3 separate regions of the Homo sapiens genome follow, and regions 1 and 2 are each linked to region 3. A link is a loop called in an ENCODE intact Hi-C map of the cell type or tissue named here. Cell type or tissue: PC-9. All regions are shown on one strand. Links, peaks and the distances in the headings refer to the core of each region. The heading gives the core; the rest is flanking DNA. Region 1 overlaps HLCS (holocarboxylase synthetase). Region 2 overlaps HLCS (holocarboxylase synthetase). Region 3 overlaps HLCS (holocarboxylase synthetase).

Region 1 (10,933 bases), core at 1,949-9,948, 48 kb after region 3:
TACAAATCTGCAAAATAAAACTGATAAAAGCAAGGCATGCAGGTTTTTTTCTTATACTTATTTTACATAATCTTTCAGGGCTTACTCAGAACCAAGTGAATTACTCAGAACAAAGAGAATCTAAAAGGTATCAAATGAAACCAGGGCCCTCTTATGAAACATAACTATATACCACCCATAATTCTCTTAAATATTTATATTCACTATAGTCAAATACATTTTAAGTACCATAGGAAGCATTTAGCCTCCCCCAAAACTTTCTCCCCGCTCCACCATTAACCCTGGACAACATAAAAATTCTGAATAAAATTCTGGTTGTAAGAAATACCAAAATTACTATCTGTTTGATATAAATCTGCCTGGCATGTCTTCTCAAATGCACTCAAATTATGATTATGACTTGAGAGTTGCATATACAGCTGCTAATAATACATGTAGGGAAAAGGAATTAATTCATGACTCTTGCCTAAACTCTCCTAATGACCATGCAATGTAAAAATGTTACTGAAGAAAAAAGGTTTGGATCATAGACATCAAGACAAGTGGGCTGACATATAAGTAGCACTACCCACTCTGCAATACGCAAATGCACCTATTTCTTTGAACTCAACTATCAGAGGATAGCTAAAACGTCACTTCTATAGGGAGGATGTCTCTGACCCACAGCCGTTCACAAACTTTCGTAAACCCTTAGTTACTTTATAGCACTTATCACGACTATACATAATTTGTATAAGTGCTTATTCAATGCCACACTGTCTTATTAGAATATAAGTTCCATAAAGATAATATACATATGTTCCTGTTTTGCTCCCAACGGTATCCATGGAACCTAGGACAAAAGTGCATGCTTAATAAGCATTTACTGTATAAATGCACATTAAAACCTTACCAAGGAAAACTCTCCAAATAACAGATAGATAGGTAATCAAGAGGTAAAACTCAAAAAAGACAATGAGAGAGTATGGTCTTGAGATGGCTACGTAAGCATCAAAAATAATGCACAGTCTTTGAAATCATTACAGCTAGTTCTATTGACAACAAACAACCACTATCAGATTCCACTTCAAGGGGGTTTATAAAATTCTAATTAATGTTATTTTTCTAACATTTAATCTTCAAGAATTTAGTATTTCTCTTCTTCTAGGATTTCAGGTTAATTAAATATGATTTGGGTGGAACCAACAGCTGAATGCTTTATAGTCACATAAATGTGGCCCTTTTAAATCAGCCACAGCACCAGTCATTCTCAAGAAAGGTGAATATATTCTTTGTCTTTTATTGGGTCATGTTGCACAGGACATGAAAATCCAAAGGAATCTTAAAAAAAAAAATAGAACTAATAAGTGAGTTTAGCAAGGTTGTGGGATACAAGGTCAATATACAAAAATTGGCTGGGCACAGTGGCTCACGTCTGTAATCCCAGCCCTTTGGGAGGCCAAAGTGGGTGGATCACTTGAGGTCAGGAGTTCAAGACCAGCCTGGCCAACATGGTGAAACCCCACTTCTACAAAAATACAAAATTAGCCGGGTGTGGTGGCACACACCTATAATCTCAGGTACTTGGGAGGCTGAGACACGAGAATCACTTGAACCTGGGAGGCAGAGGTTGCAGTGACCTAAGATTGTACCATTGCACTCCAGGCTGGGCAACAGAGTGAGACTCCATCTCAAAAAAAAAAAAAAACAAAACAAAAATTGGGTGCATTTCCATATACTAACAATAAATATTTGGAGCCTGAACTTCTTTAAAATATCATTTTAATGGCATCAATAGATCTGAAATATTTAGGGACATATTTAACAAAATATGTGCCAGACCTGTTTACTGAAAACTACAAAACACTCCTGAATTAAAAATTAAAGATGTCTGAGCATCATAACTCATACTCGTAATCCCAGCACTTTGGAAGGCTGAGTATGGAGGATCACTTGAGCCCAGGAATTTGACACCAGCTTGGGCAACATGGAAAGACCTCATGTCTAAAAAAAAGAGTTTTTCTTTAATTAGCTGGGTGTGGTGGCATGCACCTGTAGTCCCAGCTAGTCAGGAGGCTGAGGTGAGAGGATCACTTGAGCCCAGGAGCTAGGCTGCAACAAGCCATGATGGCACCACTGCACTCCAGTCTAAGCGACAGAGCGAGACCCCATCTCAAAAACACAAAAAGAAAATTAAAGAGGCTGTAAATAACTGAAAAGATACACCATGTTCATGGATCAGAAGACTAACACTGTTAAGATGTCAATTCTTCAAATTAATCTATGGGTTCAATGTAATCCCAGTCAAAATCCCAGAAGGCTTTTTTTTTTTTTTTTTGTAGAAATTAACAAGCTGAAAATAGAAACTATTTTAAATGGTCAAAACAATTTTGGGAAGGAACAAAAAGTTGGAAAACCTACATTATCTGCTTTCAAGACTTACTATAAAGTTGCAGTATATCAAGACGGTGTGGTATTGGCACACAGAGATAGGTATAGATTACTGGCACAGAATAGGGTACAGAAATAGGGCCAAACATATAAGTGTGATTGATTTTTTTTAATTTTTTTGAGACAGCGTCTTGCGCTACCACCCAGTGGGGAGTGCAGTGGTGTGATTACAGCTCACTGCAGCCTCAAATTCCTGAGCTCAAGCCAACCTCCCACCTTGGCCTGTTTGATTGATTTTTGACAACAGTGCCCAAGATAACTGACTTGAAAAATGATAATCTTTGCAATACATGGTGCTGAAACAAACATTCATATGCAAGAATATGAAACCTTGATCTCTATCTCACATGTATATAAAAATTAACTTGAAATAAATCATAGACCTAAATGTAAAACTACAAACCTTCTAAAATAAAATACAGGAGAAAACCTTTCTGACTTTGGGTAGGTAAAGTTTTTTTCAGATGGAACAAAATAAGCATGAACCATAAAAGGAAAAAAGTGATAAGCTGGACTTTATAAAAATTAAGAATATTAACAACTGCTGTTCTTGAAGAGATAATGCTGGCCAGACATGGTAGCCCACACCTGTAATCCCAGAACTTTGGGAGGCTGAGGTGGGTGGATCACCTGAGGTCAGCAGTTTGAGACCAGCCTGGCCAACATGGTGAAACCCCATCTCTACTAAAAATACAAAAATTAGCCAGGCATGGTGGCATGAACCTGTAATCCCAGCTACTTAGGAGGCTGAGGCAGCAGAATTGCTTCAACCCAGGAGGCGGAGGTTGCAGTAAGTTGAGATCATGCGCACTCCAGCCTGGGCGACAGAGCGAGACTCCATCTCAAAAAAAAAGAGAGAGAAAGGGAAAGAGAGATAATGCTAAGAACAGTGAAAAGACAAACAACAAACTGGGAGAAATTATTCTCAATACTTATATCAGACAAAGGACTTGTATCCGGAATATAAAAAAGAAGTCTTAAAATTGTAAGAAAACAAACAATTCAACTTAAAGCCTGAGCAAAAGAGCTGAATAGACACTGCCCAAAAGAAAATATCGGATCGCCAATAAGCACATGAAGAAATGCTTGGCACCATTTGGCAACAGGAAAATGCAAATTAAAACCACAATTAGATACCACTATACATCCACCTGAATGGTTAAAATTAAAAAACTATTTTAAGCCCAGGAATTTGGGCCTGCAATGAGCTGTGAGCACACCACTGCATTCTAGCCTGAACAACAGAGCAAGACCCTGTCTCCAAAAAAAAAGAAAAAGAAAAAAAAAAACATTCTGGCCGGCCACAGTGGCTCATATCTGTAATCCCAGCATTCTGGGAGGCTGAGGCAAGAGGATTGCTTGAGCCCAGGAATCTGAGACCAGCCTAAGCAACACAGTGACACCCAGTCTCTACAAAAAATAAAAAAACAAAACTAGTCAAGAGTGGTCGTACACACCTATATCCCAGCTATTCAGGAGGTTGAGGTGGCAGGATCACTTGAGCCCAGGAATTCAAGGCTGCAGTGAGCCATGACTGTGCCACTGCACTGACAGCCTGGGCAACAGAGCAAGATCCTGTCTCTTAAAAAAAAAAAAAAAGAATCTGACACTTTACAATGGTTGGCAAAGATGTGGAGTAACTAGAACTCTCATGCCCTACTGGTGGGAATGTAAAATGGTACAATGGTTTTGAAAAACAGTTGGCAGTTTCTTGTAAAGTTAAACACACACTTCTCATATGACCGAGAAATTCTACTCCTAGGTATTTACCCAAAAGAAATGAAAACACATGTCCACACAAAGACCTGTATGTGGATGTTCATAGCAGCTTTACTCAAAACAGCCATAAATGACAGCATATCCATACAATGGAATACTACTCAGGAATAAAAAGTAATGGGCTACCCACACATGCAATAAGGACAAGTCTCAAAAACATAACACTGATCAAAAAAAAGAAGGGTATCCAGTACACTATATGATTCCACTTAGATGACGTTTCAGAAAAGGCCAATCTAATCATCTAGTGATAGACAGTATATCAGTGATCTCCTGAGGCTCCAGGCTTAGGGGTGGATGAGCGCATGAGAACTGATTAAGAAAAGTAACAAAGGCAGTGGCTCACGCCTGTAATCCTAGCACTTTGGGAGGCTGAGGCGGGCGGATCACAAGGTCAGGAGATCGAGACCATCCTGGCTAACACGGTGAAACTCCACCTCTACCAAAAAAAGACAAAAAATTAGCCGGGCGTGGTGGCAGGTGCCTGTAGTCCCAGCTACTGAGGGAGACTGAGGCAGCAGAATGGCATGAACCTCGGAAGCGGAGTTTGCAGTGAGCCTAGATCGCGCCACTGCACTCCAGCCTGGGCAACAGAGCGAGACTCCATCTCAAAAAAAAGAAAGGTAACAAAGGAATCTTTCGGAATACTGGAAATGTTCTGTGTCTTGATTGTAAAGGTAGTTACATGTAAAACATTTATCAAACTGTACACTAAAATGGGTGCATTTTCTTGAATATAAATCATAACTAAATAAAGTTGATTTTTTAAAAAAGCAAACAGCAACAAACCTATGCAACATTAAACAATACTAAGGCCCAGGAGACTCCATATTCACTAACGTCCAAATAACACCAATATCTCCACTTCTAAAGAGAGTGAATGCTTGAATCTGTATCTAGTGCAAATTCACAGAAGTGACTACTCTATGGTGGGTAAACATATTGCAGCATCTGCTACAGACAGAGTGCAATTAAGATCAGAAACCCATGTTATACTGTGTCTCGCCACTTTATTTATTGATTGGAGGCAGCGTCTTGCTTTGTTGCCCAGGCTGGAGTGCAATGACGTGATCATAGATCACTGTAACCTTGAACTCCTGGGCTCAAGCAATCCTCCCACCTCAGACTCCCAAAGTGCTGGGTTTACAGGTGTGGGCCACATCACTTTAGAGCGGTTCCACCCCTGTTACTTGTCTTATCTGCTAAATTTACCCAGCTAACAAGATTCAGTGTTGAATTCAAAATATTTCTTATGATCTCCATGTATGTTTTGGAGCTTCTTTTCCCAAGAAACACCAAATAATTGATCTTAACCCATAAAGGTTTTCTATCTCAGAGACACATTTGCCTCATTGCAAATAATAAGATTAGTTGTGCTTCAGTCATAACATCGTAAGTTGCTAGGCAGCCAGAAGTGAGTTAATCAGAAAATGAATCATCAAAGACATGGTACGCAATCTCCTTTTATGGGTGTCTCATTCTTAAAACACTTTCAAGGAAGCAGAAGCAAATATTTGTCTACTCGTATGGAATTTATATGACGCAATCCAATTCTTACTATTGGTATTTGACACGCAAAATACTCACACGCAATTTCATGTTCGCTTGGTGTCTTCACTCACAGGACAAAGCCAGATGGCACAGCAAATCTTTATAATCAAAAGATGGCACTCCTGGGCCGGGCGCAGTGGCTAATGCCTGTAATCCCGGCACTTTGGGAGGCTGAGGTGGGTGGATCACCTGAGGTCAGGAGTTTGAGACCAGCCTGGCCAACATGGTGAAACCCCATCTCTACTAAAAAATACAAAAATTAGCCAGGCGTGGTGATGGACACCTGTAGTCCCAGCTACGTGGGAGGCTGAGGCAAGAGAATCGCTTGAACTCCGGAGGTGGAGGGTGCAGTGAGCAGAGATCGCGCCACTGCACTCCAGCATGGGGGACAGGGCAAGACTCTGTATGGAAAAAAAAAAAAATGGCGCTCCTGAAATAGGACTATTTTTTTTTCCTGACTTCATCTAAGGCAGGGATTGATCATCTGACAACCCTTGGGGTGGGCGTTTATTCAGCGTGCCAGTACCAAGCAAAGCAAGGCTCCATGCAGGTTTGCGAAATGCCTGTCTGGGTGTCTGCGTGTGTGCACCTCCTCACCAGCCTGGTCCCTTATGCGGCAGCTTCTGTCTAGCCACACTGGTCCCCTGTGGTCTAACCAACCCCTGCCTGACCTGTCCAGGTTCCACGCTGCACGGCACTGCACCCTGGCATGAGTTCCCAAAACTGCTGCTTCCTGCTTCCCACCCTGTGTTCTGCCACTAGCCCCAAGCACCGGCACACAAAAGCGAACGGCTCTGAAGGGCTTCCACCTTCCAGTGGCTTACTTTGCTGAAACCAGTCCATTTTCACAAACATCCAGGCTGACCGTCACTTAGGGACACCCTCGGGCCAAAATGAATCTGGAGATGTGGTTTATTTAGCCCACATTTTGAACCAGCTGCAACACTTAAAAATTGAGATATTTCATATCAAATTTCCTGCCTCTTTTGAAGCAGCAGCAACTCTTTCCACACAGCAGTAATGGGCTACAGCCAAGTAGCCACCCTCATCCCGTGGAGAACGCGCTCCAGCTGGCCCTGTGTGTCCCCAGCAGCCAGCTGCACTCTGCGCTGCCTCTCCTGCCCCCTCCCCTGGCCTCTGGGTTAGAGACCACTCGTCTCAGCCCCAGCAGCAAGCCTGGAACCCATCCAGCCATCCTTCTCTGGGGCCCTGATGATGCGTCCTTCCAGTTAGGTCCATTTTAACTCCCCAGACTGAGTCTAGTGACACTGACTCTCAGAACAGAAGGGGACTATTTTGGTAGTTCCTCAAAAAGTTAAACAAGAGGCCAGGCACAGTGGCTCATGCCCGTAATCTCAGCACTTTGGGAGGCTGAGGCGGGCGGATCACAAGGTAAGGAGATCGAGACCATCCTGGCTAACACGGTGAAACCCCGTATCTACTAAAAATACAAAAAAAAAAATTAACCGGGTGTTGTGGCAGGTGCCTGTAGTCCCAGCTACTTGGGAGGCTGAGGCAGGAGAATGGTGTGGACTCGGGAGGCGGAGCTTGCAGTGAGCCGAGATCGCGCCACTGCACTCCAGCCTGGGCGATAGAGCGAGACTCCGTCTCAAAAAAAAAAAAAAAAAAAAAAAACATTAAACAGAGAGGGCCGGGCGCGGTGGCTCTCACCTGTACTCCCAACACTTTGGGAGGGGCCGAGGTGGGTGGATCACCTGAGGTCAGAAGTTTGAGACCAGCCTGACCAACATGGTGAAACCCTGTCTCTACCAAAAATACAAAAATTAGCCAGGCGTGGTGGTGAGCACCTGTAATCTCAGCTACTTGGGAGGCGGAGACAGAAGAATCGCTTGAACCCAGGAGGCGGAGGCTATAGTGAGCCAAGATCATGCCATTGCACTCCAGCCTGGGCAACAAGAGCAAAACTCCGTCTCAAAAAAAAAAAAAAAAAATTAAACAGAGAATTAATACATGATCCAGCAATTCCACTCCCAGGTATAAACCCAAAAGAACTGACAGCAGGGACCCAGATATGTGTGTGCCAATGATCATGGCAGCATTATTCACAACAGCCAAGGCTGGAAATAACCCAGGTGTCCCTCAATAGACAAATGGATAAACAAAATGTGGCATATACAATTAAGGGGATATTATTCAGCCAAAAAAAAAAAACAAGGTATGAAGTTCTGATACATGTTATAACATGGATGGACCTTGAAAACATTACACTAAGTTAAATAAAAGCCAGACACAAAAGGACAAATATTGTATGATGTCACTTGTATGAAATATCCAGAATAGGAAAATTCATAAAAATGGAAAGTAGAACAGAGGTTACCAGGAGCCACAGGGAGAGGGGAAGGGGAATTATTTATTCACTGTTACAGAGTTTCTATTTAGGACGCTTAAAAAAAAAGTTTTGGAAATATAGAGTGAAAATGGTTGTAAAATAGTGTGGGTGTAATTTACACCACTGAATCGGAGACTTAAAGGTGGTTCTAACAGTAAACTTATTTTATATATATTTTATCACATTAAAGAGAGAAAGGGAGAGAGAGAAGGAGTCAGGATCTCAGTTCCTTTACTCTCACAAAGCTCCCTGTCCTCTATGCAATTAGCCACCCCCCCCAACCCCTGCCATCAATTAGCCCTGCAGACCAGGGGGAGCAAAGGGACAGCTTGCACAGGCAACCGAGGGGTCTCGCTGTGCTCTCCTCTGGGTCCCTCCTTGCTGTCCCTGAGTATCACTAAGAGAGGCCACTCAAAGGACCTCTCAGAACAAAAGTCATTTCCAAGGTGACTTTCCACCCACTTCTCCAGCTAAATGATTTTAAGTTCTGCTTAGGCACCCACTTAGCTACAACAAGAGTATGAAAGCCACCACTTTCTGCACATCCATCCACTGCCAAGCACTGCTGGGTGCTGTGGACCCAAGATCCCCAGTCCTTTCCAGGCGACACCTCTGCATCATTAGCACCGTCCACAGCAGAAGAAATGGGACCCCAGACAGCATTAACGACTGCCCAAACCACACAGGCAGTATACCGCAGAGCTGGAATTTGAACCCATGAAACCAAATCTGTCTGGCTCCCAAATCCTTGCTCTAATTCCTATCCCACGGTCCTCACAAAGAGACCTACCTAACCCAAAATGCAGCAAATTAGGAAATGCCTATTTTCTATAATCAAAATGCTGATGGTATCACAAAGATATAAACTCAATATGCAACTATGAATAAACATAAAATGGATGTGTATGGCTCAGAGCTGGGGGTGGGGTAGGAGGGAGAAGGGCAGTGGGCAGGGGTGGGAGCAGAGTGTTTGATAAGAAAAACTTCAATTTGGCGGGGTGTGGTGGCTCACGCTGTAATCCCAGCAATTTGGGAGGCCCAGGCAGGCAGATCACCTGAGGCCAGGAGTTTGAGACCAGCCTGGCCAACATCGTGAAACTCCGTCTCTACTAAAAATACAAAAATTAGCAGGGCATGGTGGTGGGTGCCTGTAGTCCCAGCTACTTGGGAAGCTGAGGCAGAAGATTCACTTAAACCCAGGAAGTGAAGGTTGCAGTGAGCCGAGATGGTGGGCCACTGCAACACTCCAGCCTGGGCAACAAAGACTCCATCTTAAAAAAAAAGAAACTTGAATGTGAACCTTGAAGCTACCACCCACTAGCTGTGCCTACTTAGACAAGGCTGTGAGAGGACACTTTCACAAAGAAATAAAGGTTTTATCATGTAAGTGAGCTACTGCTGACCTCACCCCTATCTGGTTTCTGCAGGAAAGAGGTGTCATATTCACAAGGGTTCTGTAATGGAAGGACTGTGGGCAGAGGTAAGAGAACCCAAGAACAAGGAAGGGGTGCCAAAGCACTTGGAACCAGCAAGGGACTGAAGGAGCAAGAGGGGGAGCTGCTAATGGGAAATAATATTAATACCTTGACCTCTCTCAAATCCTGCCCATCAATCTCCTGCCAGTGCAGCCAGTGATGAGAAACATCCAGAGTTAGGAGCACGGGAGCCCAGGGATGGGCCGACAGGTGAACGGTCCAGGGGCCAGCACATCTGGCTGGGTGGGCTTGCTGGTTATGCGTCCCCTCTCACATCCAGCCCTGCACAACTCTGACTTAGTCCCAGCAACAACATGAACTTCTACACAGCCTGATCTAGCGATGAGCCCAAATCGATTCAGCAACTCCAAAGGACTTAGGATTGATGTCATTGGCTATCTAACCCCCAGGAATATGAGTTCCTCCAGGGCTGAACTTGCCACAGGGCTTTCTAGATCCCCAATGCCTGGGACACAGTAGGCACTCAATAAATGTCTGTTAAGCGGTCTTCCTTTTATAATGTAAAGTGATAGCTCAGGCTCAGACGCTGAAAGGCCCAGGATTTACTGCATTTTTTTGTTACCTGCCAACTAGCGAAGACCACAAAAGGCTTGAGTAGAACAGTAAAAGCAGGGAGTGAATAAGTCATTTCTAATAAGGCTGGTTTTATAGGCATCACACCTCCACCAAGCCAAACAGGCTCACTGTAGAAGCGGAATCTATTCTGCAAGTGCAGAGACCAAAGAGAAAGCCAGGGTTGGCTCTAACGGCGAGGGCGGCTCTATGGGGCAGCTCAGCCACTGCCTCCACAATGAGAGACGCGAACTTCCACTCACTGGTCTCGTGGGTGCGGGACCGACACCCACAGGAGTCTCTGGGGCCTTCATTAAGCCTGCCCAAGGAAAACGCCCGCCATTTGTCTCAGCCCAACACAAACAGGCTTCTGACAGAGCAGGCAGCGTGGGGGTGGAGGGCATGGAAAACGCTGGGGCTGAGCCCTGGGGGCCCATAGGCAGCCCTGCCTGGTGCACCCAGAGGTGCCCATCCTAGCCGACATGCACACCAACGTGACCATTCACACGTTCCCTTCCTTCTGATGCTGACATGTCCCCCCGCCCCACCATCCTCAGCTATTTGCCTGTTACCTGCCAGCCCCACCTGGGCTTCTTGTGGGGGCAGGGGACTCTGGCATGGGATCCTGCCCTCAGCTCTGCCACCATCAGCTGTGAGGCCGCAAGAGGCACTCCCTGGGCTGACCGCAGCTTCTTCATTTTTCTAACGAGAAAACGAGAACATCTCTCTCTGGTAAAACGGAGCTTCAAGATTCAATGTTTAGCCTCCACTGTTT
Region 2 (10,933 bases), core at 1,523-9,522, 78 kb before region 3:
TACTGTAAGGAGTAACTTTTTCTTCTCCCCTCCACTTATTATTTATCTTTTAATTTATTTATATCAGAGTAGACTTATAGATTCTTATTATTTCAGTAGATTGTATGCCTTCCTATCATTTTTTATTTTGATACTCAAATAGCCACATATCTGGCAAGTGAATGCTCCTTCAGTCTGGCTCCTGGGTCTTACTGGTGTGTCCCAGTCATCTTTCAGCATAAGAGGTCTCTACTTTCAGGCATAAGAGGTTCTAGGCTCATCTTGAACTTTCTCAGCCCCTGCCCTGGAATCAGCGATTTCTCCAAGGAGCTCTGGTTCCTTTTGGTGAAAAACGGTCTTTTAAAAAAACTGGGGCTAAGAAAGAGATAGAAAATGTGTGCATGTGTGTCTAGGGTGTATATATGCATTACAATTGTCCCTTGGTATTCATGGAGGATTTGTTCCAGACTGCCTCCCAAGTCCCACAGTGAGCTCTGTGGAACCTGAGTACACAAAAAATTGGCCTCCATATACATGGGTTTCACATCCCATGAATAATCTGCTTTGGTTGAAAAAATTCCATGTGTAGTAGACCCCTGCAGTTCATACCCCTGATGAATCAAAGGTCAACTGTATTTCCTTCCGTCCATCCATCCCTCCCTCCTTCCTTCCTTCCCTCCTTCCTTCTTTCTTTCTTCCTTCCTCTAGATTCTCATCTTCTTTCTCTATCTAATCTATCCATCTACCACCCATCCATCCATCCAGTTTGAAAACCATAAGTTCATCATAAACTCCAATCCAATCCAATACCACAAGGTTCATTCTAGCCCCTCCTTTTCTATATTCATAAATTCTTTCTCCAATAGTGGGAAATCTGGCTTGCATTATCTACACTATTTATTCATTTGCTCAATGCCATAATACACAGGGGGAAGTGGTCTCAGCAGTGCTGATCCATATTACTGCGAAATCACACTTACTAACTAGAGTTCAATATTTGTTTACAGTTTTTTTTGCCCTTAGCCTGAGGGTATAGATTCAAATATTGTATTGAACATTTCCTTGGATTTGTTCTTTTTTTTTTCCCCTTTACTTTAGTGTGGTTATTTTATTTGTCTGAAATCAGGTTAGGTTTAACTGTACTTCTATATTACATTTTACCCCCACACCCAAACCCCACCAATCCTTCTTTCTTTTTCATTGTTTAACCTGGTTCAGAGTCGGAACTGTACACAGACAAGTATACTCCGAGAAGTGTCACACTCCCCTACCCATTCCTTCTACCTAGGTCTCCCACTCCACCTCCTTTCTGTAAACCACAAATCAAAATCTCATTCATTTCTGGTTTATTCTTCCTGTGTTCCTTTTTGCACAAATGAATGGATACATGCATATTTTCTTATTTCCTTGTCTTCCTTACAGAAAGTTACCATTTTGTAGATGCTCTTTTGTCTCCCCCATCCACCTACCCCACACAATTAATATACCCGGGAACCACTAGGTTGCATACTCCTTATGAGAATCTAAGGCCTGATGATCTGAGGTGGAGCTGAGGCGGTGTTGCTAGTGCTGGGGAGCAGCTGCAAATAAGTTCATAGAGCTTTTCCTCATTTTTTCTTTTTTTCAGACGGAGTCTCACTCTGTTGCCCAGGCTGGAGTGCAGTGGCGCGATCCCAGGTTCACACCATTCTCCTGCCTCAGCCTCCCAAGTAGCTGGAACTACAGGTGCCCACCACCACGCCTGGCTTTTTTTTTGTATTTTTAGTAGAGATGGGGTTTCACCATGTTAGCCAGGATGGTCTCGATCTCCTGACCTCGTGATCCGCCTGCCTCAGCCTCCCAAAGTGCTGGGATTACAGGCATAAGCCACCGCACCCGGCTCCTCATTTCTTCTTAAAGCTGAGCAGACTCCATTCTGTGGATGTAGCACAGCCTCTTCAACCACTCTTTTATGTATAGGCATTTAGGTAGTTCCTAAAAGGACAGTATAATGAACACTCTTATTCGCATGGATTTTTATATTGCTGGAGGTATATCTTCAGGGTAAATTGCTGGAAGTGGGATGCTGAGCCAGAAGGTAAACACACTGGTAGCTTTATCAGATTCTGCCAGAACCCCCACTACTGCACACAGCCGCGCAGAGATACCTGTTTCCCTACAGCCTAACCAATGGACAGTGGCGTGTGTCTGTGCATGTGCGTGTGTATACACAGTCAATGACCAGTTAATGTCTTTTGAGTTAACTCAAAAGTTAAGAGTTTCTTATATATTAGGGCAGAGTCCCCAGCTCTGCCCCACCCCCCCACCCCCCAGGCTGCACAGCAGGAGGTGAGAAGCAGGCAGGCAGGTGAGTAAGAAAGCTAGAAAAGCTTCCTCTGTATTTACAGCCGCTCCCCACAGCTCACGTTACCACCTGAGCTCCACTTCCTGTCAGATCAGCGGCAGCATTAGATTCTCATAGGAGCCCTACTGTGAACTGCGCATGCAAGGGATCTAGGTTGCATACTCCTTATGAGAATCTAAGGCCTGATGATCTGAGGTGGAGCTGAGGCGGAGGTTGCAGTGAGCTGAGATCATGCCATTGCACTCCAGCCTAGACAACAGGAGCGTGAAACTCTGTCTCAAAAAAAAAAAAAAAAAAGCCTTGATGGTATTTTTAGTCTAAGTGCATTAAATGTATAAATTAACTTGGGGAGAACTGACCATCTTTGTGATTTTGAGTTGTCCTACCTATGAGCAAAGGATGACTTACATTTGTTCAAATATACTTTTGTGTCTTTCAGATTGTTTTAAAGTGATCTTGTGTTGATTGTGCATATTTCTTATGCACTATCTTACGTATTTTATCTTATTTGTTGCTATTATGAATATATCCCATAATTTCCTTTAACTAGTTATTGCTTGTTGTATATAAAAACTATTGATTTCTGTATAATAATTTTATATCCTGCTCTATTACTGAATTCTCTTATTGTTTGAGTTAGAGAATCACTGATTCTTTAAGGTTTCTCATTTCCTCTGCAAACAGATAGTTTTACTTCTTTTTCAATGATACCTTTAATTGACTTCTCTTGTCTGTTTGGATTGGCTAATACCTTTAGTACAATGCCAAACAGAGGTGGAGACAGTGGGCCTCCTTGCCATGTTTCTTAGTGTTTCCCTGCTATATAAGATGCTATCTAGGACTCACAGACACTTACAAGTCAGTAAATTATCCACTAAGTCCTATTTTTGGAATTTTTAAAAATCAGGACAGGGTGTTGAATTTTATAAAGTGTTTTCTCAGTATCTATGGAAATAATCATACATTTTTCTTTTTTGATCTATTAACATATTAATGAGTTAAGAGATCTATTAATTTTTTTAATATTAAACCAATCTTGCATTCCTAGAAAAAAAAATCACATTTGTCTTAATGTTAGATTCTGTTAGTTAATATTTATTTAGAATTTCTGCATTGATGCTCATTAGTGATACTGGCCTGTAATTTTTATACTGTCTTTAACAGATTTAAGTATCAATATTATTTACTTCATTGAAATGAATTTGAAAATTTTCCTTCATTTTTGATGAGCCCATCCTTTTTCCACTGAAGTACTCCTTCTGAGGAAGACTAAAAAAAAATTTCTGCCAATGATCCTGTAGGAAAATTCCAAAAGAAACCTTTTTGATTTCTTCTTGAAATAGCTTTCAGAACTCCTGTTCTCAATCAAATATCTTTGCACCTACAGGTCTATGTGAGGTACTTGCAGCACATGGGTAGTAAGACAATGAGTTTATATTAATGTGGACTACATTTAAGAATCTACATATAAGAACCTTAACTGAGGCTTTACCTTAATACTCCAGACAAACAGGCTGGAGACCTGACCTCCTTAAGAGGTCTGGACCAGTTCTGGTAGAGATCAGCCCAGAATGACCAGGCCTCTGAACATTCCACAAAACGTGTTCCATGGAGAGGGTGTAGAGGAGAATAGGGAGCATTACCGAACAGCAAAGGAAAACACTTTAAGACTCTCCTCAACCATTTCCATTAAAATTTCAGAAACAGGCCAGGTGCAGTGGCTCATGCCTGTAATCCCAGCACTTTTGGAGGCCGAGGCAGGTGGATCACCTGAGGTCAGGAGTTTGAGACCAACGTGGCCAACATAGTGAAACCCCATCTCTACTAAAAATACTACTAAAATACTACTAAAAATTAGCTGAGCATAGTGGCAGGCACCTGTAGTCCTAGATACTCACGAGGCTGAGGCACAAGAATCACTTGAACTTGGGAGGCAGAGACTGCCGAGATCACACCACTGCACTCCAGCCTGGGCGACAGAGTGAGACTCTGTCTCCGAAAAAAACCAAAACCAAAACAAAGAAAACCTCCAGAAACAGATGAGAACATATTTAGATGTTTTGTATTGTATTAATACTTTTTGCTCAATTTTAACAAATGCCTCAGTCTTTGCTAGGAGCTACCCACCTCAACAAGCATGGGTTCCTGGCCATACCATCAAGGTCACAGAGGCAAAGCTGCCTCCAGAGCTAGGCTCTCAAACAATGCTGCCCATCAGAATCGCCTGCAGTTTTAAAACACAAAGCAAAAACAAACTGATGCTAAGACCCCAGATACCCTCTGAATCCCAACCTCCAGAGCCAGAGCTTGGGTGTGTCCCAGATGATTAGAATGCAGCTGGTCCAAAGACTGGGGTTCTAAAACCACTGTTCCCAAAGCTATTTTTCAATGACTTTTTTAAAACTACATTTCTTTTAAAAAATTTCCAGAGCTACAACATCAAAGAGGCAGTAATTCTCTTCTGGTTCCTTCAATGATTGAAATGAAGCATCGCATTATTTTGATATTTACTAGGACGGCACAACAACAGTCCCACAGATGGAGAGATTTCATTTTCTAGAGCCAGAGGGTGGTAGGTAGTCGAGGAAAAGGAAAAAGGGGAAAGGAACAAAGAACTGGCATTCGGACACAAAGTGTGCACCACAAAGTGCCATTACGTGCAAGACAGCCACTTAGTGTGTCTGAATCCCTGTTGGTGTTCTGTCTCCCTACAGTGGCTTCATTCGCGATCACCAGATGTCAGGTCTGCCAGATGTCGTTTTTAGCACCATGAAGCATAGCAAGGGCTGGTGTCTCGCACACACACAAGCATGTGTGCACATGCACACACACACATGCACATACACACACACACATACATGCACAAATCCACACACACACACACTTGATTGCCACCTCAATATGGCAGGCTTCCAACAGTGAGCACACCAGCCAACATGGCACCATCTTTCCACTCACTGTAAGATTTCTCCAAGGTCTTATAAATGAATGAATGAACGGGCCATGGGGAAGGGGTATCTTCAGCTATAGATCTCAAGATTCTACACTGCAAGCAAGCCAGTGGTTCCTTTGACTGAGCACCCATCCACATGCTGGGCCCTTGGTATGAGCCATGTTCTCATTTAAATGTCCCAGTGACTCTCAAGACATCATCATTGCCAAGTAGTCTCATTTTACTGCTGATAAGTGGAAGCTACACCGCAGAAGTGGCCTGGTGAGATCAGAGAACAGTCAACCAGGTTTGCCTGGCTCAGAGGCCCATCTTCTGACTCACTAGGAAAGAATCTTTTGCTTTTATCAAAACAGAATTTCAAGGTAGAAATACCACCTCTTTTTTTTTTTTTTTTTTTTAATGAGACAGAGTCTTGCTCTTCACCCAGCCTGGAGTGCAGCGGCACTATCTCAGCTCACTGAACCCTCTACCTCCCAGGTTCGAGCAATTCTCGTGCCTCAGCCACCTAAGTAGCTGGGACTACAGGCATGTGCCACCATGCTTGGCTAATTTTTGTATTTTTAGTAGAGATCGGGTTTTGCCATGTTGGCCAGGCTGGTCTTGAACTCCTGACCTCAGGTGATCCACCCACCTCAGCTTCCGAAAGTGCTAGGATTACAGGCGTGAGCCACCATGCCCGGCCGGCCAGCCTCTTAAAATGCATTTGTGTAAGTTTAACAGTCCTGGAGGCTATAAGGCTTTCTAGAAAGATCTGGAAATTGACTTCCAAATAATAACATCAAAATGGGGTTCTTGCTTTATCTTTTTTTCTGAGAACTGAAACAGAGTCACCTTACATTTTCTAAAAGTAAATACTACCAGCTTGGTGGCCAAGTTCATCAGTTCTGTGCTATGTGTCTGAACAGTTATTTTCCCAGCTCTGTACGTATTCTGCTTCAAATACTTCATTTTCCCTTATGAAATTTACATAAATTATAATACTAATAAGAAGTTTCTTTACCTACAGAGTGAAGGGGCATCTGAAACACCTGGGCAAACAAAGGAACCTGAAGGTAACGAATTCCTTCCTACAGAAGGGCAGCTCCACCCGGCCACTTGGGCCCTTGATTTTACCCCAGGTACCGTCGCCTTCGGGGTAATGACAAGGAAGAATGCCCTGCCCTGCCAGCTGGCCTGAAAACCAGTGTGCCTTTCACCACCCTGACGCCCTGTGTGTCACCTTCCTCTTTCCCTCTCTCGGCTCCCACCTCTCTTCAGAGCCTTCCCTGCACCCCGCCCTGCCAGAGATCAACCAACACGCCAGAGCTCGTTTGCCGGGATGCTTAGCACCAGCTTAACTCTTCACTCAGTGGGACAAGGGGCCTCTTTCTTTCAGGCAGGGCTTTGCTCCATGACACGCTGGGTTTATGGCCCCCGTGAACGAAACCTGGTTCGGAATCCAATTCTACAACAGATTTTCGTTCAAATGGTTATTTTCCATCCCTTGCCCCCAATTCCATTTTCTACCCATCTCTCCCGGCTCTCTGCCTGTGGGGGCTGACCCCTTGAGACCTGGGTGGATTCGTGCTTCTGGGTGGGTTCTGTGCTGGCAAGACATTTTATATCCTGTTCTCTTACTGAATCCTTGTACTGTTTGTTTAGTTTGATCGTTTATTCTCAAGGTTTCCCAGATATACTACAATATCATCCACAGATAGAGTTTTACTTCTTTTCTGATTCTTAGGTCTCCAGTTGGCTTCCGTGTCCACTTGGATTGGGTAATACCTCCAGGATGATGCTAAGTATTATAGAAGTGGAGGCAGTGGGTGTATCCTGGCCTTGTTCCTCCTGATCTCTGTGGAAATGCTCTTAGGTTTCCCCAAGAAGCAGGATGCTAGCTTTAGGACTCTGGATCTCACCCACTCCCTCCCACCTATGAGTCTTTGGAAAATACTATTTCCTCCCTTGCTATTTCAGGCCCAGGTGGCAGAACTCCTCTCTCTGGGGACCCCTCCATTGTGTGTTTTCCCTTCCACAGGATTCTGAGTTGGATCCTGTGTCTGTCTGTGGCCCTGAGAGCTGCAGGTATCGACTACAGGCTCAGCATGGTGGGATGGGCTGTATCCTCAACCCTGTTTCAACAGGGACACTTCTGCTAGGAGAGGAGAATGGGCCCAGATGTAAAGCTGCCCTTCTCCAGGGTTTCCTGAACCTTCTGGTCTCTTTGCCTTCATCTTGCCTCTTCCTGCTCCGTTAAAAAGAAAATGCTTCCCATTTGTTAATTGTTGAGAGTGTATGCTGCTGTTTTATTTTGCTTGACATCTTACAATCAATCTTCTGTATATGTTTATATATGCTTTTCTATTTAAGCTTTTTTTTTTTTTAAATCTAAAAAACACAGTACCATACCGCCAAAGGTGTCAGGAAACACGCTCAAATAAGGAAGGGCTCCAAAGACTGCTTTGCCAACAAAATGCCAGTAAAATCTGAAACCCAGGTTCAGACACACTGGGAACGTTCCAAAATTTAAAACTTAAAGAACTTCTTTATTCCAGTAAATCAGCTTCCCTGTGAATACCATCAAAATCCTGGGCTTTAATGAGTAAGGGAATATCAGAGGAAGGGGTGGAGAAGGAAAGGATTTGGACGAGCACAAAATTTAATTTAAAAACTATTATGAGAAGTTTAATTTCCCCTCCCCCAACCAAACACATAAATCTTTTCCATGCATTTTCTTTGTTTCGGTTTTTCCTAAAAAATCTGGAGAGGGAAAGGCATCTTGAACCATCTGAAATGACAGAGTCAGTGGAGTCTTTAATAATAAATATGTGTTTATTGGATTCCTATGAATTAAATGACATATTAGCTATATGGGAGGATCCAAGGAAATCGTAAGCAAAATTGCATTCTCACCGAATGTGTAATCAACCAGGGAGAAAAGACATTGATGGGAAGGATAACGAGTGATATGAGGCCTTGGGCCTCTTAAGGAGTAGGGACAACAGAGGTGTCAGAGTCCAGGCGGGGATGGCTCACTTCGGCAGGGGTGGTCGGGGCCCAGCACACCCCCAAGTGCACTGAAAGATGCGACCATGTAGGGAGAATGAAGCTGGCCTTCACAGTTCATAATTCCATCCACAGGCAGCACTGAGTGCAGCCACATTTCAACATTGGAACTTTCCAGGGCGAAGAAGCACTGAACACGTCGCAAGAGCATGGACTTCCTAGGTTTTCACCAGGCCACGCGTGAGCATGGGGCTGTGGGTGTCGGTGTGCCTCAGCACTGCCACGTCCACTCTGAGTGCAGGTCCGGCTCAGTTTTGGATGTTCCTCCGAGAGCAGTCCTCCAGGGCCACCGTGGGACGAGGCACCTCTTTGGTAGGCCATTTGCACTCCAGCACGGCCTCTGTTCCTAACCACAATGGGCTGCTGGTTCAAGGACTCCCTGCCACAGCCAGGAGGCACAGAAGACCCCATGGAGGCACTTGGCTGGTTAAGACCCGCAGGGGTCACCTGCCTAGGCTTAGCCTCAATCTCCTTGTAGATAAAACTGGACCCTAACCCTTCACTGCCCAGGGCCCCTAGGGAATAAATGTGCCATGCTGCGTGGGATGCCCAAGGAGAGTTCTGTGGCATTTATTTAGCCACACTGGTTCCTCTCCCCTGGTTTCTTTTCATCATCAAATGGACATGATGGAAAGCTCCTTTGCGGTCTTTCTAGGAGAGGAGGCGGCACCTATATTCCAGATGCAGCCATTTCACAACCAGGCGCTGCTTCCTGGTCAGAGCCGCTCGACCATGAGGATATTCTACAGAAAGAGAACTCAGCTCTCTCCTTCCTACCTCACATGACCCTAAGGAAAGTTAAGAAAAGAGGAAAAGACCTGTGAAGATGCCTGATCAGCTGTCAGGGTTACGTAGACACTGGCTGCTGTTATTTACTGTTCCCTGGCTGATAAAATAGCCAGGTCACCTGTGCCGATGACCAGACCCACCCCCTACCCACCAGCAGGGCTGCCAGGGCTTTCTGGGGAGACGCTGCAGCTTGGTTCTTATTTCCTTTGCTCTGCATCCCTCTGGGTTGACTTGAGTCTGATCATGGGTTTATTCCATTTCCATTTTGCTAGATTCCCTCCACTCCCTCAAGCTTCTACAAAACTGTGGGGCCACCACTCCCCACAAAAGATTAAAACCAAGATGTTTCCTAGAGGTGGCATTTTGTCTTCCTGAAGCTGTTCTGTGCACAGGTCCTCTCCACACTCATGCCAAATGCTCGGTGAAGCGTCTTCCTGAATGTCCCTAAGGGGCACGTGCCACTGGCAGAGCTGATGGGCACACCTCACTCCCACACATGCTGTGCCGAGCTCATGACTCAGCTGTGCAGGGCCCGCCCAAGAGTGAGGCAAACACCAACACCGCACAGCGACCCTTTGTCAATGGTGGGGACCTCAGTGGCTTCTCCATCGGAACTTAGGGCTGACGGGCCTCCAGACCTACTGTTACACACTGGCCCACGGAATGACCCTCATAAACCCAAGAACAGTAAACAGAGCTTAACATTCTAACGAAATCAAGATTGCTGTGTGTGCTTTCACAAAATGAAACTGCCTGGAACTTCTCATAACGTTTTTTATGATAAGCATTAAAATGCAAAGAGGAAGATTAAAGTTCCTGCTACAGACCAGAGCAGTAATGAGTGTGGGAGGAGGAGCTCTGGGTAGGGTCTGGGAGAGAGGTTTATGTACTGCATTACAGTTGGATATTATTATATAAAATGAGTGTGTTATTAAAAGGATCCTGAAGTTATAAAAACTCAAAGGAACTTTTACTGAGGATGAATAACTTCTTTGGTAAAGATGAATGACTCTCACGTCCTAGACACTGAGGTGCAGTCACGTGCCAGAGCTCTTTAATTGCTAGTAGTTGGATTTCGTTGTTTTTGTGGGGCACTTTTTTGCGGGGGAAGGGGCAGAAAGATTAGGAATACATTCTTTGATTAGGAAAGTTCTAGTGGGTAAGAGAAAGTCCCTCTAGTTAGTAACTGAGAATCTTGATTATCCTACTAGAAAAAGGCAATAAGAAGACGCATCTCCTATGGCCATAACAGCCACCTGATTTTTTTTGCTCTACTTCTTTTAATTTTGTTTGTTTGTTTGTTTTCAGACAGACTCTCATTCTGTTGCCCAGGCTAAAGTGCAGTGGTGCAATCATAGCTCACTGCAGGCTTGACCTCCCGGGCTCAAGCCATCCTCCCACCTCAGCCTCCCAAGTAACTGGGACCACAGGTGTGTGCCACCATGCCTGGCTAATTTTTAAATTTTTTCTAGAGACAGGGTCTTGCTATGTTGCCCAGGCTGGTTGTTCGACTTCTTAAACAGTACATACCACCTCATCCATTTAATGTTACAAACACAATGAAATCAGTAAGTCAGAAAACTGTAGAGTGATGTGGTGAAAAACATTCTTTTTAAATGTAGTTCTACTTATTTTAAATACATTTAATTAACTAAAATTATACCAGAATATGGCTTTGGGCTTGATCTACTCAAGTAATTTATACATTTTCCCTATAATTTTGTTTGTGTCCATAAACTAGGAAATTTCCATGTAATCTGTATCAAGACAATCACAAATTCTAAATTAGTGAAGACCAAAGTAATGTTTCCCTTTACCATGGT
Region 3 (10,933 bases), core at 1,890-9,889:
TTTCTTTTTGGGGTGATTTTAAAAAGTTCTAAATTTGAGTGTGGTGATGACCATACAAGTGAGAATATAATTTTAAAAACCACCGAATTAATTGTATGCTTTAAGTGGTTGAATTGTATGGGATGTGGTTTATATTTCAAAAAGCTTTTTTAAAGTATTGGTCAAATTTGGTTGAAAAGCGCTACTCCAGACTTGCTCACATGGAAGAGAACTGGAGGGGAAAAAGGTAGGCCAGAACATCTAGGTGGGACCCCTACAGGGTTAAAACAGCTATGAAGTATCAGAACACTTCTGCTATTTAGACTGCGGAAGGCTTTCATTTTAAAGGACATACAAATGGCAATGAACATAGGTGAGACTTTCCAAAATAGAATCTATCTCAGATTGCAAATAAATACCACGGCTTCTATGGGTCGAAAAGACATAAATAACACACACCACCGCCAATAGTAGTCCTTTGAAACCCTCCAGACCCAATTAACACACTAAGAAAGCATAAAAACATAAACTGTTCTAGGAAGTATATCATCAGGTAAGGTAACACAGTCCCCCCAGCAACAAAAAGAAAAATAGAAGGAAGGAAAAAAAAATGAATGTCCAAATAGCACCCACCACCAATAATCACCTAGTTAAGAGAAAACCACATCTAGGGATCAAGTTCCCTCACCTCAAGTTATGAGGCGGGTATGAGCCAGTGCATGAAACAGCTAATGTATTCTGAAATCAGAAAACCAGAGCAAAGGAACTAAGATTTACTAGCACGTAAAACCACACACACACACAGACATACATACAAGGTAATTTCTCCAGGCAGCATCTTACTTTGATTACCTTAAATTAGTAATTTGCTAATGCAGGCAGTTCTCACTTTGCATGGTCCCACATTAACTGAAAGTCACGCATGTCCATTGCAAACAGTGTAAAGTGAGGACACTGTTCTGATATGCACAAATTTCAGTTTACATGGCGCCATGCAAAGCAATAAATGCCTCTACCAAAATAGGTCAAACAACATGTTTAAAAGTCTTCTCTAATATGGAGGTCTGTTTGAAAACCCGTATCAGGATTGCTTATCTCTTGTTCAACATTGCCGTTTCAAAACCCAAGCCACACCAGGTATTCATTCCAGTTCCAGGTCAGTTGCTTCAGCGATATTCCCAAAGGAGAACATGAACAAACCCTCAAGATCCTTTCTTCTTCCCTTTCTTTAACCTTTCTGTTTGTTCGATCCGATTCCAAAGCTGTAGGTGGAATGGCAGAAGGCAGGAGTGGGGTAGGAGAGATACAGAGAACCTCCGTCTCCTTGCTAGACTCTCCTCACTAGTCCTATTCCGAAGAGGTTCACAAGAATTCATGCTGTTTGGTCTTTCATTTGTGTACTACTGGAGGAAGTCCAGCTAGGTTACCAATGATACCAGCAGTCTTAGCAAGGCTTGGTAAGAAGATGAGCTGTCATGCCAATGTCCTCACATCGATCCTCCTTTGTTCACCCACCCCAAACCTCCAGGGCCCTCGCTGGGGCTCCTGCTCAGAGCTCCCACTCCTAGGATGGCATTTCAGTGGCCCAAGTTCTGGTGGCTTCATCCAAGCTCCCCTCAACAAAGCAGAGTGATCCTGTTTTCCCCATAAAAGCCCAGTTTTTAGCTGGCCATCATTTAATTTAGGATCTTGGTTTTTTGTTTTTTGTTGTTGTTGTTTTTTGAGATGGAGTCTCACTCTGTTACCCAGGCTGAAGTGCAGTGGTGCAATCTCGGCTCAATGCAACCTCTCCCTCCCAGGTTCAAGTGATTCTCCTGCCTCAGCCTCCCGAGTAGCTGGGACTACAGACGTGAGGCACCACACCCGGCTAATTTTTGTATTTTTAATAGAGACAAGGTTTCACCATATTGGCCAGGCTGGTCTTGAACTCCTGACCTAATGATCCACCCGCCTCAACCTCCCAAAGTGCTGGGATTACAGGTGTGAGCCACTGCGCCTGGCCAGGATCTTGTTTATTTTTTATTATATTTTAAACATTTTCATTAGATATTTAAAGTCATCAAGATTTTATAAAAAATTTCTTTCACTGCCCTTAAACTTAAGAAATCTTATCTCATCAAGAGCATGACTAAATATCCACTTTATCCTCTCCTCCTCATTCATATTTTAATATTTAATTCACTCATTTATCTGGAGTCCTTTTTGATACATCTCTAAAAGACAGATAATTCCACAATGAGTTGCTAGCTAAACATTACTTGAAATTTCAGGATGGGACTCTGTCCTCACCACCAAGCTTTGTTTCCAAGAGATGCCATGACTGATAAAACTGAGGTTGGAAAGATCAATGTCTTACAGAAAACAGAAGATTGGGGGGAAACGATTGAAACAGCACTGAATATGTTTATGAAATGCATCCACTCACTCAACAAATATTTACCGTGCCTCTGTGTCATCCAAGTTCCAGGGATACAGCAGTGAGCAAAGTTCCTGACTTTGTAAGGTTTAAGTGATAGAGACAGAGACAGATGTTAAATAACGCAGTACATCAAGGGCTGAGGAGGCCTTGAAGAATAGTGGATGGAGGGTGCCTGCAGTGAGGTGGTGGCTGCTGTTGTCAGGCTGGGAGGGAGCCCGCCCTGCCATGAGGACCTCTGGGCATCTGCAGGAGACAGGGAGCAGGCCATGCAGCTGTGCGGGGCAAGTGCCTTCCAGGTGAAGAGGAAGCCCATGCACAACGCACCAGAGGCTAAATGACCCAAATTTGCAGAGTGAGCCAGTTCCCAAATGCTCCTCGTGCATCATCCCCTCCCCAGGCTTGGGACATCTACAACAGGCTGGGAACCACTGGGGCAGGACTTCCTACCAGGTTTGTCATCTACAGGCTACACCTCTTCTGAGGCCCCTAAGTCACCCAATGTTTGGCTTGGAGTTTTTTGTTTTTTGTTTTGTTTTGAGATGGAGTCTCACTCTGTCGCCCAGGCTGGATTGCAGTGGTGAGATCCTGGCTCACTGTAACCTCCACCTCCCGAGTTCAAGCGATTCTCCTGCCTCAGCCTCCTGAGTAGCTGGGATTACAGGCGTGTGCCACCAAGCCCAGCTAATTGTTGTATTTTTAGTAGAGACGGGGTTTCACCATGTTGGTCAGGCTGGTCTCAAACTCCTGACCTCGTGATCTGCCCCGCTTGGCCTCCCAAAGTGCTGGGATTACAGGCGTGAGCCACCATGCCTGGCCAGCTTGGAGTTTTTTGTCTTTTGTCCTGGCATTCTTCCTTTCCTGACTTGGTTCTCCTAGAACCTCCCTGGCTTCTCACAAATGGTTTCTAAGCTGAAGAATCCATTGTTCTGAGTCTGACCTTGCACCCTCAGCTCTCCCCACTCTGCAAACTCCACTGGGACCCCCACAGGGTCCACAAGAGGAGAGGGGAGCAGGACAACTGTAGTCTTGTTCTTTTGCGTAAGTGGACTGAGTTTTGCAGAGGTAGGAAGATGGAAGATTTTCATCTTTTAGTTTCAAAAGTCTGTCTCAAACCCACAGCTGGAGTGGCCTTGCTGCACAGAGCAGTGACTTTCATACAAGTTGTCTTGTGGTTAAAGGGCATCCAACTCCAAACCCAGGAGTATCCCTCAACCTTTTGAATTTCGTTTAAAATAAAACTGTAGGATTTCAACAAGGAATAGAAGTGGTCCCAAGGTGGGCTTCACAAACCACCATTCCCAGACATGTTTGTGGGGAAGCCTTCAGCAGCAATGCTGCTCAGGTGGGCATTCAGGCACAGTGACAAGGAGATGGGGAAGAAGACGGTTTCGCAATAATCAATTACACCACTGGAGGCTCCTGGCTGCCTAAGGGCACACTGGCCCTGACCCCATCCTGAAATTGTTCCTTGCAGGTCGCATATTTACTCAATCAATATTCATGCAGAGTCCACTCTACAGCAGGCTCTAGGTCAGAATTAGCTGGATGAGAATGCTCGGGTTCCCTGCATGTGTGCACACACGAACCCTATATATAGTACATTTTGCAGTGGGAGGGGTTACTTTTAATTGAGCACCTGCTTTGGTGTGTCTAATATAGTGTTTGATTTCAACCTTATTCTGAGTAGGCATTACTATTCCTTTTTTTCAAATGAGGAAACTAAGCAGAGACAGATCACATAACCTCCCCCAAGGTCAGCCAGCTAGTTAGTGGCGGGGCGGGACTCAAGCCAGGGTGATCAGACTCCAAAGCCATGCCCCCTCCAGGAAGTCACACCCCTCCAGGAAGCCACACCCCTCCAGGAAGCCACACCCGCCAGGAAGTCAGGCTAATTCCCCAAACTAGCCACTAAAAGTGGCCAGGACTGGTCAGATCAACATGCAGAGAAAGCTGCTGATGTTTTATTGTTAATAAGGTCCCAAGTTCAAGTTTTATTTGGAGATGTTCAAATTTTAATTATTACTTTTAATTGAAATGCACTGTAATTTAATATTAATTTTTGTGTAAGTCAAATGAATTAGGCTAAATTGCAACTTTCATTTTATTTTGGAAGGAGGAGAGGCTGAAGAAAAAAAGCAATAAATAAAAAGGAAAAATTATTTCTCTTAGAAATTCACCTGATAGAGAGGGATTACTGCATTTTCTAAACCATGTCTAGTTTAGACACGGCACATCTGGTATGATAGATGCTGTGTATGAATGGAAACAAGTTTAGGGTAATAAATGTTTCCCAGTGTTAAAATAAACGCCTCAGCGGTTCAGATTTTGGCCAGGCAGTTTCTCCACAGTAGGAGGCACTTATCTACTTTAACACTTTGCTACTTAGAAATTATCACTCAATCAATTACCGTCCACCTGGGTTTATTTTTACAGAGAGCTTCAATAAAATGAGTGTGAAAATAAGTTAAACACATTCTATTCATTTTCTCAATTTTTCACCTCTCCCAATGGTGGTTATGTTGACAGAAAAATTACTTCATTTTATTTCAACAGACATTTATGGAATGCTGACCAGGTTCTGTGCTAAGGGCTGGGAGACAGGATATGACCAAGTGGAATGAAATGTGGTCCCTCTCATTACAGAGCATATATAACCTACCTTTTAGCACAGGCGGTGTCTCTACAGCCCAAATGAAGGCAACCACGAGAAAAATTCTGGACCCTACAATCTCCACAGCCCTCCCCTTCCTCCCCTACCACAAGAGACTGCCCTTTGCCCAGGTAACGTCCCTGTGGTGTTTACCTATGTGGTCCGTCAAGCTCTCAGGTGCTTCCAGATATGGAAATACTCTTTCACCAAAAGATGTTTGTTATACTTTCTTTTTTCTTTTTAAACTTTTCTTTTAGGTTCAGGGGTACATGTGCAGGTTTGTTTAATATAGGCAAACTCGTGTCAGAGGTTTGGTGTACAGACCATCTTGTCACCCAGGTACTAAGCCTAGTACCCAATAGATTTTTTCCTGATCCTCTCCCTCCTTTCACCCTCTACCCTCCAGTAGGCCACAGGGCCCATTGTTCCCCTCTTTGTGCTCATTGGTTCTCATTATTTAGCTCCCACTTGTAAGTGAGAACACACAGTATTTGGTTTTCTGTTACTGTGTTCGTTTGCTTATACTTTCTTTTAAAAGAGTACCTCCCTCTTACATCACTTCTGACGTAAGCTTTAGAATTTCTGTACCATCTGTCTTTTTAAAAATAATAGCTTTACTGAGACATAATTCAAATACCATAAATCCACCCTTTCAAAGTATAAGACTCAACGGTCTTGATACTTTCACAAAGTTGTATAACCATTTCCACTATCTAATTCCAGATTCATCACCCCCAAAAGAAATCCCTCACACATTAGCAGCCACTCCCCATTCCTCTCTCCTCCACCCCCCTCAACCAATCTCCTGGCAACCACTGATCTATTATACTTACTATCCCCATGGATTTGCCTATCCTAGGCATTTCCTATAAATGAAATCACACAACATGTGGTCTTCTTCTGTGTCTGACTTCTTTCATTTTAGCATAATGTTTTCAAGGTTCATCCATGGTACAGCATGCATCAGTACTGCATTCCTTTTTATGGCTCAATAATATTCCATCATATGACTAGACATTTTATTTATCCATTCATCCACTGATGGACATTTGGGTTGTTCCCACCTTTTGGCTATCATGAAGCGTGATGCCATGAATATCCACATGCAAGTTTTTGTGTGGACCTCTGTTTTCATCTCTCTTGGGTAGGTGTCTAGGAGCAGAGTTGCTGTATCACATGGTTAACTCTGTATTTAACCTTGCAAGGCGCTGCCTGTTTTCCAAAGCAGCTGCCCCATTTTACATTCCCATCAACAGTGTGGAAGAGTTCCAGTGTCTCCACATCCTTGCGAATACTTGTTACTGCCTTTTTTCTGACAGCCCCAGGTGTGAGGTGGTATCTCATTGTGGTTTTGATTGGCATCTCCCTGATGGCTACTGATGTTGGGCATCTTTTCATGTGCTTAATAATAAATCTATTTTCCTTTACAAAATTTTCTTAGGTTTTTTGGGTATTCTTTCGAATTTCACATTTTGACCTACAAGTTCAGAACCTCTCCGCATCCGTTCCTCTCACCCTCCTGTAATGTGGTGTGGTCGCCTGTCTTTCAGCTCCTACAGTCGGGGCCTGGGCCACCATCGCTGCTCTCGCATGGCTGATGAGCCTTATAGAGCCTACATCACATCTCTTGGACCTGGAAGGGGAAGGAAGAGGAAAGGCCTGGAGACTCACCAAAAGGAAGGAATTCAGCAATGGCAGAAGTGAGCCCCGAAGTCCCAAAGTCTCTGGATTATTCTTTCCACCAAGCCATGTTACGCCCCTAATTCAACACTTGTCATTTCTCTTTCTCTCTTTTTTTTTTTTTTTTTAAAGCGACGGGGTCTCATTATGTTGCTCAGGCCTCAAGCGATCCTCCCACTTCAGCTTCCCGAATAGCTGGGACTACATCGCGCCACTGAGCCTGGCTTCACCATTTCTTAATTGCTACAAATTCCCCAAATCCCATGAGACAGAAATGTATGTTCAGTCATAAATATGAGTGCACATTATTCTCCCAGGCATGACATGGAACAAGTAAAACAGTAATCCTGCTTTCTGGGTGCAGAGTCAGTGAAGAAACATAAAAACAGTCGCATAGAATGATGCACAGAGATTTAGAAATAGCACCATAAAAGCTCTAAACAGGGAGATTCCACCTGGAGACATCAGCAAGGCTTGCAGAGGAGAGAGAACTGACCATCGCCGATCCACTGAGAAGGAATCAGATGGAAAATGTGGGGGTGGGGAATAATCAGGGATGGGAACAGCACATTCAAAGATCCAGTTTCAGGAAATAGCAGGTGTTTAGTGAAACTAAAACAGAAAGCATGAGGGTCACAGGCGGGGTCACAGAAAGGGTCAAGGCTGGAAAGAGAGGCTGGGGCCAGTGCTTGTCAGTCTTCCCTGCCATGCTCAGGGTTGGGATTTTGTAGGTTCTGAAATGCAAAGCCTGTGAGTTTTTGAGAAAGGAAGGAACGTGATTAGATTTGCACTTAAAGACCTCACTGCAGCAACCACATCTCTGGATATCATACAGATAGATCTTTTCAGCATAGTAATGAAAACTGAAAATTACTGCAAAATGCCTAAACTTGTTCAAGATTCTCTTTGTATCATTTCTTCTTGGCAAAGTTCCGCTGCTCAAGACCCAACAATTCATCTCAACCACTCACCACAAGGTTAAGAAATGCTCTGATGCTGTGGTGTTGGAACTCAGCTATGTTGCCACAAAGTAGTGGGCTTCAAACCTTTGGCTTAAATGTCCCCTAGTAGAATTACAAAAAAAACTATGAAAGCCCTGCATATTTTTAAGTTCACATAAAAGTTTTCCGTCTAAGCTAGGACAGTTGCAAAGGATGCAATTTCTGGTTTGGGATCAATATTGACATTTAAATGAAACTATTATATCACTCTTGTAAGTGTGTTCAAAGGAATCAAATTATCATAAAAATGTGTTATCCACCATCATCTAAAGTGCATGAACAGGCTGGGTTTCGTGGCTCATGCCTGTAATTCCAGCACTTTGGGAGGCTGAGGCGGGCGGATCACTTGAGGTCAGGAGTTTGAGACCAGCCTGGCCAACATGGTGAAACCTTGTCTCTACTAAAAATACAAAAATTAGCTGGGCATGGTGGCGTGTGCCTGTAATTCCAGCTACTTGGGAGGCTGAGGCAGGAGAATCACTTGAACCTGGGAGATGGAGGCTGCAGTGAGCCGAGGTTGTGCCACTGCACTCCAGCCTGGGCAACAAAGACTACGTCTCAAAAAAAAAAAAAAGTACATGAACAAACATTTCCTTTAGTCAAAAATTTGCATTCCCTTTCCTCCTTCAAGAAAATTCTACTTCACCCCAATTCCATCCTAATCCTGCTTAAAAGTCTTACTTCTCTGTTTTATCTACAATAAAAATACACATCAAAAAATTGTAGTTTTTATTTCCTGTAACCATTAAGCTCTAAGTGTTAAGTTTTCATATTATGAATTGATTCAGTTACAATTACCAATAGTACAGAATGGATCAAAATATAAATGTTTTAAATTTTAATAAAAGTATTATGTATAACTTGAAATCCATTGGAAATCCATCTTTTAAAAAGATGAATGGGCCTTTTTATCCTTTCTATAGATGAATATTACTTATGGCTAGAATAAGACAAGGTTAACATCAATTCTATTTCTACTTTCCATTTTTTATAGATGTTAACACTGAGAAACCTTGTCCATATACCTAAGTACAGGGAAATAAAGGAGTTTTATTATAGCAATGCTGCTCAATTCTTTAAACTGCTTCCAACATATTTGTCAAAAATCATGCCTTATCTATCATTAAAAAGTGTTTTTTAAAATCTTGTCTTTTGCTTTCTGACACCAATATTTCATGTTGCCCTGTCTGCCACCCTAGAGGCTGCTCCGTCTCAGACAGGCTCCATCCATAGCAAGATTATGGATGGGTGAGAAAAGTCAGTTGTGGGGCGGGGCAGGGTGGGGTGCGTGGCAGTGGGTGGGAGAAGAAAACAGGCTGATACCCCCACCACTGACATCTGCTCGGGCGGATCAATCTCAGGCAAGAGTCCACGTGGAGGCTAAGGGTCTGAAAACTCCACCACTCCCCACTTATGTGCCCCAGAATGCGCGCCAGTTTAAAGGAATGGCTCTGAGGCAGGTTTGTAGACTCCTGGGTCTCCTACTCCGGTTAAACCTTGAAACAGAAGCTCTGTTCCTGGGGACCCCGAGAAAGGAGATGCAAGCAGGAAAGAAGCAAAGATGGAAAAAGATGAAAAATGTTAGAAAATGGCATAAAAACAAACAATAAAGTGTTTTTCAGAAAAACAGAGAAAAGCTCTATAAATTAGAACTCTGTGGCTTGCCCCACACAAAGCCATCAGATTAGGGAGCAGACCCTCTTCGGCTTTCTCCTCCCCAGCTCCTGCCTCTCCTAAACATACCCAGAGAACCTCTTCAGTCTTTGTACCGTTTTGTTATTGTTATTTTTAAGCAGAGGGTCATCATTTCAACCCTGGTTGTTCCAAACGAATAGTAAACTGTGATAGAAAATTCTGAACATTCCACCACCAGTGACCCTTACTATTCTGATATGGTCTAATAACTCAGAATTATTCCCTATCATACATACTTTATATAACATCAGCTACCACACAAGTTTTTAATACACAGTAAGCAGGTGGCCCCAGCAATTTCTCTTATATCTCACATCTGGTATTGTACTCCATATAAGGTGCTGAGTCCGATTTTTTAATAAAAACATGGCCTGAGCTTGTAAAAGCTCAAGTAAAATATGCCTTTAAAACTGCTGTATTTAATTTCCAGTCATGAAAGTCTAAAATTATTGTAAAATAATACTCAACTTTTTTCACAGATCCATTCAATGAAGCTTAAAAGTACTTTCCTTTCAGAAAGGTAAAGAGCTTCATAACTAACAGTTTCTTGAATTCACATGTGCTGTCTTACTTTTGTGAGCGTGAATTGTATACATTTTATACCTTTCAATCTGGACCAAATTAGTTGGTTAGTAGCACCAAAGTAATATACATGTATGTTTCGGGGCAGAGGTGGGGGAAGGGAATGGTAAGGGAAGGGCAGAAATGCTGGAAATTAAACCAATAACTTGAGACTTGGAGGAATTCATTATTTTTTCAAAAAGGAAATTGAAGACATAAACTGAAGATACACACTAGGTAGGAAACATCAACAAATGTGACATGATTATGAATATTATCTTATAATTAGGGAAATAGCCATTTTGACGGTCATTACACTTTATGTGAGGTTAGTGTACAATGTGGCGTAAAAGACTGGTGTAAAAATGAGATGGATTTCTGCAAGTTCAAACTTAAAATCGTGCATCTGACTAGATATAAGCTGTTGCGAGTGCATTACATCTCCCACTCCAGTCTAGGAAAGGTGGAGTCCCTTTCATTTACACGACTATTTTCATGACTGGGCAAATTCACAGAGGAAACACAGGGATCACATTCCTTCGATCATAAAGTCCTCAAAAGCAATCTTGCTCCATGTCAGCTGGTGCTAAATCAAAAGGTAACTTTCATTTCCTTTAAATAATTCAGTTTCATCTCTAACTATCATCTTCAACCACAGATTTTAAATTGATGCTAAATTGGGTAACTAAGTAGAAATAAATTAGTAGTAGATGATGCTGGCTATAAAACCAAGCCAAGAATTTGAGTAGTTTTTTTTTTTTTTTTTAAAGGTTCTGCTCTACTGAATCTATCCGATAATATTTCTCCAAAGAACTTTTATGCTAGTGCTCATTTTTTCCCTTTTGGGGGATGATGGAAAGGGGGCAGTTACCCTCCCTTGTTATCACAAGTAAAATGCAAAAATCAGCCCACAGATGGTTGCAGAGAAAAAGGTCCTCTCAAACCCCA

What was found. Hi-C counts contacts between places; a loop is a spot of excess contacts. Peaks named below come from ENCODE experiments on the same cell type or tissue, not always from the same donor. Only the 100,000 strongest peaks of a DNase experiment are listed, where the experiment ranks them.
Region 1: it touches region 3 in a loop (7-fold over the local background); 20 of 110 quality-filtered maps call a loop at or near these places.
Region 2: a loop joins it to region 3, with 5 times the contacts of the local background. A loop is called at or near these places in 3 of 110 quality-filtered maps.

Annotation. Positions count from the first base shown.
Region 1 is chr21:36,904,378-36,915,310 of GRCh38, forward strand. All of the region lies in intron 5 of HLCS (holocarboxylase synthetase), which reads right to left. Among named protein-coding and RNA genes, the nearest start is that of HLCS-AS1, 57 kb to the right of the region's middle. RefSeq lists an enhancer at 5,162-6,361. In PC-9, for the core only: no CTCF peak of the experiment used is centred there; a DNase peak (open chromatin) is centred at 5,724; H3K27ac peaks cover 2,278 bases.
Region 2 is chr21:36,778,658-36,789,590 of GRCh38, forward strand. All of the region lies in intron 6 of HLCS (holocarboxylase synthetase), which reads right to left. LOC105369305 (a long non-coding RNA gene) reads left to right here. Exons shown (of 2, transcript XR_937700.3): 1 at 1-10,933. Among named protein-coding and RNA genes, the nearest start is that of SIM2, 85 kb to the left of the region's middle. RefSeq lists an enhancer at 8,027-8,562. In PC-9, for the core only: no CTCF peak of the experiment used is centred there; a DNase peak (open chromatin) is centred at 5,554; H3K4me3 peaks cover 549 bases; H3K27ac peaks cover 1,098 bases.
Region 3 is chr21:36,856,107-36,867,039 of GRCh38, forward strand. The region is part of intron 6 of HLCS (holocarboxylase synthetase); the gene reads right to left. Among named protein-coding and RNA genes, the nearest start is that of HLCS-AS1, 100 kb to the right of the region's middle. RefSeq lists enhancers at 3,939-4,527, 4,083-4,377. In PC-9, for the core only: no CTCF peak of the experiment used is centred there; DNase peaks (open chromatin) are centred at 4,215 and 5,035; H3K4me3 peaks cover 733 bases; H3K27ac peaks cover 3,559 bases.